Linked DNA regions of Homo sapiens: region 1 is linked to region 2. Evidence: chromatin loops called from intact Hi-C (ENCODE). Cell type or tissue: Caco-2. All regions are shown on one strand. Each heading gives the region's core, and the rest is flanking DNA. Links, peaks and the distances in the headings are about the cores only.

What was found. A loop is a pair of places that touch in the nucleus more often than their neighbours do. Peaks named below come from ENCODE experiments on the same cell type or tissue, not always from the same donor. Only the 100,000 strongest peaks of a DNase experiment are listed, where the experiment ranks them.
Region 1: a loop joins it to region 2, with 4 times the contacts of the local background. A loop is called at or near these places in 12 of 110 quality-filtered maps.

Annotation. Positions count from the first base shown.
Region 1 is chr17:55,430,588-55,435,971 of GRCh38, forward strand. No RefSeq gene overlaps it. Among named protein-coding and RNA genes, the nearest start is that of MMD, 11 kb to the left of the region's middle. RefSeq lists a silencer at 1,728-1,928. In Caco-2, for the core only: no CTCF peak of the experiment used is centred there; DNase peaks (open chromatin) are centred at 2,754 and 3,374.
Region 2 is chr17:55,493,647-55,499,030 of GRCh38, forward strand. The region is part of intron 1 of SMIM36 (small integral membrane protein 36); the gene reads right to left. Among named protein-coding and RNA genes, the nearest start is that of SMIM36, 15 kb to the right of the region's middle. In Caco-2, for the core only: no CTCF peak of the experiment used is centred there; DNase peaks (open chromatin) are centred at 2,525 and 2,855.

The sequences.
Region 1 (5,384 bases), core at 197-5,196, 63 kb before region 2:
GAATAAACAAGAGATTAATTATTAAGCACAAGTTACTATGCCACGCACTTTTGAAGATGAGAACTGCAAATAACTATTGGCTCATAACAACCGCTCAGTCCATACCCCTGCACTAAGACTTGACCAATCATAGAATGGTTTCTAGCATGGAAGGCAGCATCACTGAGAAAACCCTGCCCCCTTTTGAGTTCCTGTCAGGAAAATCTCAAGGCTGTCAAAAGCATTTACTGTTTGTTCTCATCAACACCTGACAATAGGCCCCTAACTTCCCTTTCCTAGCACATGAAATCAAAGTGGCTTACAATTCTGAGTCCTTTCTCTGTTGCTTTAAAATGTATACGTATCTCCTACAACTCAGGAGTATCTTTCTCAAGGACCTGAAAACTATTCCTTTGAAATATAATCAGGAAGAATAGGGCCTGGGAGTCCCAGTCTCTGCGGGAGGATAGAATCCTGACTTCCATAATTGCCAGCTAGCAGATGCAGCCAGCCTAATCACATTTACCCTGACTAACCCTTGGTCATTTTTCACTTTCCCTGACTCTGCCTGAGCTGCAGTTGCTCACACTTCCTCCTCCCTTATTTTCCCTTTAAAATGCCCAGTTACCTTTGCACAAATCAGAAGGCAGCCCAACTCTTTCCTTACTGTCAGTAGTTGAATAAAATCTGCTTTCACCTCTTTAACTAATATCTAGCTTTGTTTATCTAAGACAAGTCATAAACCAGGTCTATTCATCTAATAATTTTGACATTGGCTTTATCATCCTTATTTTGAAGAGGAGGAAATTGATCCACCAAGAAATTAACTTGCCCAGTGTCACATTTGTAGTTCATTAGTACTTGAGTCACAGAATTACATAATTATTGAACTGCAAGAAACCTTAGGATTCATCTTGTTCAGCCTTTTCATTTTATGGAGGATTCTGAGGATGACAAATTTAAATTTACAACTCTTACCTGTTGTAAGAGTCAGAATTGGACATCTGGGTAGGGTTGCCAGATTTAGCAAATAAAAATATAGGATTCCCTTTAAGTTTGAATTTCAGTTATCAGCAAATAATTTTTTAGTATAATTCTGCCCCATGCAATATTGGTTGTTTATTCATTATTTATCTAGAGTTCAAATTTAACTTGGGGCTGGATGTGGTAGCTGATGCCAGTAATCCCAGCACTTTGGGAGGCTGAGGCAGGAGGACTGCTTGAGCCCAGGAGTTCAGGACCAGCCTGGAAAACATGGCAAGACCTCGTCGTTACAAAAACAGAAGGGAAGGGAGGGGAGGGCAGGGGGAGGGGGAGGGGGAGGGGAGGGGAAGGGCAGGAGAGGGGAAGGGCAGGGGAGGGGAAGGGGAGGGGAGGGGAAGGGGAGGGGAGGGAAGGGGAAGGGGAGTGGAGGGGGAGCGGGGAGGGAGAAGGGAAGGGAAGGGAAGGGAAGGGAAGGGAAGGGAAGGGAAGGGAAGGGAAGGGAAGGGAAGGGAAGGGAAGGGAAGGGAATTAGCCAGGCATGGTGGCCCAGGCCTGTAGTCCCAGCTACTTGGGAAGCTGAGGCAGGAGGAGCACTTGAGCCCAGGAGGTTGAGGCTGCAGTGAGCTGTGTTCATGCTACTGCATTCCAGCCTAGACAACAGAGCAAAGAAAAAAAAAAAGAAAAAAGAAAAAAATATATATATATAAAAGAAAATATATATATATACACACATATATACTCAGCATTCTGTATTTTATCTGGCAATCCTACCCCAGGGCTTTTAACTTGCCGGGGTCCTTCCCATTCCATAATCTAACAAAGCAAGCTTCAAATATCTTATCATTTATTTGTGGGAAATTGTGGTCATGTCTGCAAGAGTTACAAGACAGGAAGACTATGATTTAGTGATATTGTGGTTTTGATGAGACATAAGACCTTTCTGAAGTTGGGGACAACCCAATATAAGTAATATTTATGAAGGCAGCATAGTTCATTTACAAACTGTCAAAAGACAAAATTACAACAAATTTAAAGATCTTAATTGGCTTTTGTTTGCCATTCTAGAGTTGGGCAACACCTCATTCCATAAAATTGAATGAGTGTTCCTATGAGCTGAGCAGGGGAGGTTAGCTTCTCGGCAAGGGCTGAGGAAAGCCCCAACAGAGAACAAAGAGTAGATTGGTGTTCAAAGTTGCTTTTCTTGTAAAGGTTAAGGCAGAGCAGGCTTCCTAAAACTCGCCTGTTTGGGGAGATGGCTATTATCTCTTGATTTCTTGGTAGGTCAGATAAACAACTCAGTTCCGACATGGTAGCACAGAACATTAGCACGAGTGACTCCATTTTGGTTTGGCCTGGTGGATCTAGTGCAGGGGGAGCTCAGTCCAAACCAATGGCCTCCTGTGAATTTTATTCAGCAAAATAAATCTACAACAAAACTCAATTAAATGTAACATCTCTGTGTCCTGTAAATTTAACTGTATCAGAGAATCACACTGTCTGGGCACTCAAGCTAATAACTATCTGTCCCATCTCTTTGTTGCCAAGTAAGCTTCTCCCCAAAACAAACAAGAGACTCGCTGGCAGGAATCACAGTCCTTGTTGTTGGGGGTGGGAGGTCATCTAGGTCCAAGTGGGCAGAAAAGGTAAAGTCTGGTGAAGCACAAAGACACAGGAAGACTGTGAGCCAAGACTATGGAGAACAGCCCAGGAGAATGTTTCTGTTGATGAGTAAACAGAGGCTTGGACAAGGTAGATCTGTCTTACTGATAAAGGGACTGGTGCTTCCAGAGTTGACTCATTAGTGAGAACAAAGGAATGCGGGTATTTTCTGGCAATACCTGTAACTTTGTAAACAGAGATGTGAGAGAGGGCAATGCCAGCGTGATAGGTAGCATTACTTTTTTCTTTACTGACTGGCTTACCACCACCGATAACAGTCACGGTTTACACACAAGCCCGAAGGAATGCTAAGCTTAAAAAAAAAAAAAGTTCCACGTTTGCATGGCCTTTCCACTGAGCCTCAGTCACAACTTTTGGCTGGAGGCAGATGGCAGGTCTAATGTTTTGTTATTGGTTCTTCCCTCCCCTGACACTCATTTTATAAATGAAGCTGCTGAAGTCCAAACACATTAAGGACCAGTTCAAAGTTTCTCCGTTTTAATAACTTGGCAGTGCTAGAGCTCCAATAAGGTCTTCTCACTCATGATCTGCAAAGTGGGAGCTGGCCTGACTTGAGGACTGAGCAATGAGTGTGACTTCTGAGTCCACACTGAACATGGAGACACAGGCTTTTAACAATATACACCAGGTTCTTTTTATGCTCCACTTATTTAGCTAGTGCAAAGGTCAGTTTATCATAAGCAGTGAGGGTTACAAAATCCTAAGGCAGGAAATGTGATGTTGCCAAGCCGCAGGAATTTTATAGCTATGGGGAAATGGGGTTGTCCTGTGTCTTTCTGTGGCTGCCTCATGGCTGTGTAATCTTTCATGTATGTTTCTCCCTTTGCTCCTACCCCATAGTTGTTTTTACGTCTGTAGACTGACTTCCTTTGCTTACTCCTTGGCTTGTCAGTGCCCCATCTTTGAGTCCTTGAGACATTTCACCTTGACTTGCCCTGCCCCGGGGAAACATGTTTTAGTATAGTGGTTAAGAGCATAGACTCTGGAGATAGGTTGCTGGAGTTTGACTATCGATTTAAAACTTCACTTCTCTGTTTTCCACTTTTCTCACCTGTAAAATGGGGGAGGCCGGGCACAGTGGCTCACACCTGTAATCTCAACACTTTGGGAGGCTGAGGCAGGCGGATCACTTGAGGTCAGGAGTTCAAGACCAGCCTGGCCAAAATGGTGAAACCCTGTCTCTACTGAAAATACAAAAACTAACCAGGTGTGGTGGTGCCCGTCTGTAGCTCCTGCTACACGGGAGTCTGAGGCAGGAGAATCGCTTGAACCTGGGAGGCAAAGGTTGCAGTGAGCCAAGATGGTGCCACTGCACTCCAACCTGGGCAACAGAACAAGAATCCGTCTCAAAAAATAAGAATAAAAAATAAAATAAAATGGGGGTAATAACAGCCTCATCTTCACAGTAGTGTGAGGAGTAAAGATATTGTCCTTAAGTACATTGAGCACGTACTATGTGCCACACAGTGACTGGCACATAGTATACACTCAATAAATACAGTTGTTCTTGTTGTTGTTAGTATTGCAACAATTTTAGAGTTTATAGCTCCTACTTGAGTATTTTTAAGTCCTAACTTGAAATCTTAGTGGAGAGAGACAGTGGCTGAGCTCATCTTGTCTCATGAGGCTGTAGGGTAGGTAGGCTTTGACTCAAGATGGAGTGGGGACTGCAGTGGAACAAAGACAGATGATTCATTCACCACTTCATCGGGGGTTGTGGGTAGGAGGCAGATCTTCTAGAAGAGGGGGTGGCTAGCATCTAAAATATGCCTAATACTCAGTATGTGCTAGAATTTGTTCTCAGACATTCAATATCTAATTTTAATAAGTGCTCAAAGCCCCTGGGTTATAGCATCTGCTCTTTCTTGCCCCACTTAAGCTGGATAGGGAACTCTTCCCAATCTTCATTCCAATTAAGTGCTTTCTTACATCCCAGAGAGTCCCATAACCAGCCCACATTTATCAAATGCCTATAGTGTATAAGGCAGCATGGCCTGCACTGTGCATATTGTGGGGGCAGTGACGGTGGGAGCCAGTCACAGGAGGAGAAATAGAGATGAATAAGAAACAAATTCTCTTTCAAGGCACTTAAAATCTGGAGGAATTTACAAAATAACTCTATACCAAGGAAGTGTATGAAAAGTATGGTAATGAAAGTATCAAGTATATAAAGTGTTAAGGTATCACAGAGAGGGATAGACATATTTTATCTACTGGGGTTTTAAAGAAAGTCTTCATAGAGAAAGTCACTTGGCTTGGATGGTAAAGGATGAGAAGATACCAACCAGCAAAGACGAGTGAAAAATATATTGCATACAGACTGGGTGAATACTATGAGTAAGCTTTCAGAGATGGGGACATATCATGCCCACTGGGACCACAGCAGATGGTCTGATTTTGTTCAAGTGTAGGTTATTGACTTAATGGGGAAGAGTGTATTATGTGTGTTGAAACATTGGCATTGTCATGAAGGATTCTGATACCAAGCTAAAGAGTTGGCGTCTAATTTTCTAAACAAGGAGAACCTATGAAAGGAGGAAGGGTGGGTTGCGATGTCTCCCGCCTGTAATCCCAGCACTTTGGGAGGCCAAGGCGAGCAGATCATGAGGTCAGGAGATCGAGACCATCCTGGCTAACACAGTGAAACCCCATCTCTACTAAAAATACAAAAAAAATTACCCGGGCATGGTGGCGGGCACCCGTAGTCCCAGCTACTCAGGAGGCTGAGGCAGGAGAATGGC
Region 2 (5,384 bases), core at 254-5,253:
AAAAAATACAAAAATTAGCCGGGTGTGATGGAGCACACCTGTAGCCCCAGCTACTTAGGAGGCTGAGGTGGGAGGATCCCTTGAGCCTGGGAAGTCAAGGCTCCAGTGACCCGAGATCGCGCCACTGCACTCCAGCATGGGCAGCAGAGCTCTCTCTCTCTCAAAAAAAAAAAAAAAAAAAAAAAAAAGCAGCAGCAGCTTGGGTAATTTGGAGCCAAAGTGGGCAGAGAGACAGAAGGACTAATCTGTTGAATCACTTTCTCAACCCTCACCTTCCCTGTGCTTGTGGAATTAAGTGTGAATCCTGGCTTTCTCTCCGTGGCCTCATTCATCACAAGACTACCTGCTGCACTTTCCCAGCCCTCTATGCCTGGGGACATCAAAACAGCCCAACTTATTCTCTCCTGTGTCTAGGAACAGTTTGTTTCCATAGGATAGTATTCTTATGCTACAATGGATGTAAAAATCCTCTCTCCTTTTTCCCATGAGAAACAAAGTCATCTCCAAAGGATGGAGAATTCCTGATATGTTCATTTGTTTATTGGGTGCTGCGGGGAGGTGAAATAGATGTACGAGACACGCACTCCTTTTTTGAGGTGCTTAAGATCCAGCCAGGAAAAAGAACACAGGGGAAAGGACTAGGATTTACAAACTAACAGAAGAACTTTCCTTTGTGTATTAAAAAACTCACCAAGGAACTCTGCAAAGCATCCTTAGCAATACAAAAACCAAATTTGAAATGTACTGTTTTTTAATTTTTTAAAAAAACTTCCTGGATCAAGTTCTTGGCAAAGTTCCCATCCCTACCAATCTAGACCAAAACCTGGGGTTAGATGGGGGAAGATTGGAGGTGGATTATGCCCATTACACATAGACAAACTCCAAGGTGATATGGTGGAGTGGTGCAGAGCCGGTCTTCAAAGTGAGGGGTACAAGAAGATTCAAATAATGTACATATAATTTATAAGAATATGCGTATGTGTATATGTAATATGTAAGTATATACAAATGTATACTTTTGTATATTTTGTTTGAACACACACACACATACACACTCACACGAGTGCTAAAATTATAAGTATATAAGTATATACAAATATAAGTATAGATAAGTGTATACACATGTATACTTTTGTATATTTTGTTTGAACACACACACACAGGCACACACGCACACACACAAGTACTAAAATTATCTTCACTGACAGGAATGCACGATAAAAGGCATTTGAAAGCCACTGGTTTAGAGAACGAGCTTCAGAGTTCCAGTTGCCTAAAATATATAAAGTTGGGAAGATGACATTACCTCTCAGGGTTACAGTGAAAATTCAGGCAATGTATGCAAAGCGCTTGGTATAGTCTTTTTCTGCCACTTGCTAAGCTTTCCAAAGACAGAACTCATGTCTGTTGTGTGCATTGATTGTATCCTTCAGGCCAGGCATAGCATCTGCACAAAGTAGGTGCTTTACAAATATTTGTCAAATAGATAAGTGGTCTGTAGGTATATCCAATTCTTTGCATGTTTACCGGACCTCCACCTGTATCTGTGCTATACAAGCAACAAAATTGGAGTACACAGAACTGAGAATAACATTATGATGGAAATGACCTTCAACTCACCCTCTGTATATTAATAGGTAAATCATTCACAAACTTGGGTAATTTATTATTAGAAACAAACTATTTACAACACACCTGATGGCTGATGGTGATTCACCAGCATGCTACAAACCCATGGATTGGAACCACTGCTATAACCATAACTTATTACACTTTGTGATCTAATCTGTTTGGATTCGTTCATGAGACACACTTATAAAAATCTCTGTATAAACAGTGCTTATTTATAAAACCAATAATAGACTGGGCGTGGTGGCTCATGCCTGTAATCCCAGCACTTTGGGTGGCCTAGGTAAGGATCGGTTGAGGACAGGAGTTTGAGACAAGCCTGGGCAACATAGTGAGAACCCTGTCTCTATAAATTTTTTTTTTTTTTTTTACAAAGGAAATTATGAGGGGGTAGTGGCAAGCACCCAAGTAGTCCCAGCTACTTGGGAGGGTCACTTGACCCCAGAAGTTCAAGGCTGCTGTGAATTATGATTGTACCACTGCTTTCCAGCCTGGGCTGTAAGAGCAAGACCCTGTCTCAAATTTTTGTTTTTGAAAAAGACCAATAATGGGTAAAAAAGAGAAAATGAATATAAAGTCTAAGAGCAGAAGAGATGTAGATTAAATACAGAGAAATATTCTTGATCGTGAGAGTTGTCAAATCCAGTCTTGCTGCCATTTAAGAAATCAATTATTCCCCTTTGGCCCCTGGATCTTCTGGTTTTCCTTCTGATCATGTGTATAATGACTGCTGCGTATACATTTTTGTCTCCAAAATTCTATAATCATTTTTCTCCCTCCCCGAGTGGCAAACAACTTTTCACAGATACATTTCCTTATAAGAATGTCTTTATCAATTCTGACAAACAATCCAGATTCCAAATTCCACTGCCACGTTTCCGCTGAGCCACTCTTGGGCAAACCCTCCCTTGGAGCGGCACACTTTTCTCTCCCTGGGTCTTCCTGATTCCTCCAAGCCAAGTCCTTTTCTTCCTAGTGTCTCCTGAGCTTTGTATTGTACGCCTGTCAACTTCAAATTGCAGTTGAGGCCACCAGGCTGGCAATGCGTCAAGCAGAGAACCAGCAGATCCCAGCATATGGCTGGTGTTTAATTAAATAATGGCTGAGTACAGAGAAGCCTTGAGAAAAAAAAAATATGCGCAGACAACTTCCTACTATCTTGGGAGGATGTGAAATAGCTAAAATCTTTCTCAATCCTGGTGTTACAAAACCCTTATCTGGAACACTGGCAGCCCAAGAAAGTCAAAGTCGAAATAACTGTACAACAGAGGTAGATAATAAGTGATCTCATACTTTCTGTATCTCAATCACTAGTGTCTTCAGGGAAGATGACGTAATGAGAAAGAGACTGTTCTTGCTCCTCTTGGGCAATACTTGTCTGTGTCTGCCCTCTAGTTCTCAGGAATTGTTCTAATCAAAGAGATTATGTTATTTTGCATTCCCCAAAAGTGATGGCAGGGAGAGACAGATCTCAAAAGTGTGACTTTTCTGCACCCACCTTGCTGAATCATCCTGTTGCTCTGCATGGATTCTGGGCAGCTATAAAGTTATAGTGTAAACTCAGGACTAAAAGTCAGGATCCCTGGATTCTGCTGATCCCACCCTTTCAACCTAAAGGTGTTTGCATGACAGTCTCAAACTCCCTTGTTTCTAAAATAAAAATAACGGTTCCTCCTCTTACAAATCTTCAGGAAGATTAAATGAGGTGTCTGGCATTCACTAAGTGGCTTTTGAAGTGTATATGGGGTATCGGAAGAGACTTGGATACTTTAGGGATAATTCCGAACTGTCTTTGCTTCACTCTAATAGTTTTGTGCTTGAACCCCATAATATCTTTCCTTTGTGATTTGTCCCTAGTCCTTCTCTATGGAACAGAGAGATTTTACCTCTATTCCTCTCAATTATACCTTACATTCCATCTGGCAAAACCACAAGCACATTTTTCTACTAAGGATTTTTTCTTCTGTATTCTACCTTCTTATTTATTTATTTATTATTTATTTTTTGAAACAGAGTCTCGCTCTTGTTGCCCAGGCTGGAGTGCAATGGCGTGACCTTGGCTCACCGCAACTTCTGCCTCCCGGGTTCAAGCGATTCTCCTGCCTTAGTATCCTGAGTAGCTGAAATTACAGGCAAGCGCCACCACGCCCGGCTAATTATTTGTATTTTTAGTAGAGATGGGGTTTCTCCATGTTGGTCAGGCTGGTCTCGAACTCCTACCTCAGGTGATCTGCCCGCCTCGGCCTCCCAAAATGCTGGGATTACAGGCGTGAACCACTATGCCCAGCCTACCCTCTTAAAAAAACACAACCTGGTGGTGTGCTCCTGTAATTCCAGCTACTTGGGAGGCTGAGGCAGGAGGATTGCTTGAACCCAGGAGTTCAAGACCAGCCTGGCCAACATAGTGAAACCCTGTCTCTAAAACAAACGAACAAACAAGCAAAACAAAACCCCCACAACAAATGGTTACTCAGCTTGTGCAGCATCGATTTCCTAGGCAGCCTCTATTAAGTTTGGCCTTCAAGTTTCTCCCCCAGACTCTAACTCAGCATAATGTCACATCCAATAGAATCATGTAACTGACCCTAAAGAGCTTTGACATGTTAAACAACTCATTGCACATCCTAAACATTCCTTTTAGATACTGAATTAGTTTGTTAGGGCTGTCCTAACAAAGTACTGCAAACCATGTGGCTTAAATAATGGAAATTGATTGCCTCACACTTTTGGAAAGTCTGAGGTCAAGGCATCAGCCAGGCCATGTTCCTTTTGAAGGTACCACGGAAGGATGTATTCCAAGCCTCTCTTCTACCTTTTGATAGTTCCTTGGCTTGTGATTGCATAACTCCATTCTTCATATGCATGTATATCTGTGTCCAAAATTCCCTTTTTATAACGACACAGTCCTATTGGATTAGGGGCCCACCATACTCCAGTGTGACCTCATCTTAACTAATTATACCGGTAATGACACTATTTCAAAATAAGATTACATCCTGAGGTACAGGGTAAGGACTTCAACATATGAATTCTGGGGGGACAAAATTCAACCCATAACAGACACTACGTTTTCTTTCCAAATTTCTACAGCACGTGACAGCTGTCTAACCTTTCATGCCCCTTCCCCTCAACACCCCCATAAATGTGTCTAAACTATCCTGAGCTGTCTCTAGCCAGCAGGTCATGAAGTCCTCTACTTATTTTCATCTTATTTGCTGGTAGTGGCCTCATTTTTTTTGAAATATCACAATATGCCAGATACTTTATGTGTGTGATTCTAAACCTTGACCATCTTAAGATTATATCCATTTTTTTTTTTTAGAGATGAGGTCTTGCTATGTGGCCTAGCCTCATCTCAGACTCCTGGGCTCAAGGTATATATCATTTTTTTAGTTGAGGAAAAAGGCTCAGGAAGTTAATTGATGCACAAAATGTTAAACAGGTCGGGCGTGGTGGCTCACACCTGTAATCCCAGCACTCTGGGAGGCCGAGGCGGGTGGATCACTTGAGGTCAGGAGTTCAAGATCAGCCTATCCAACATGACAAAACCCCGTCTCTACTAAAAACACAAAAAATTAGCCTGCATGGTGGCATGCACTTGTAATCCCAGTTAATGGGGAGACTGAGGCAGGATAACCACTTGAACCTGGGAGGCAGAGGTTGCAGTGAGCCGAGATCTGGCTGCTGCACTCTAGCCTGGGTGACAGAGTGAGACTCTGTCACCAAAAAAAAAAAAAAAAAAAAGCAAAAACAAA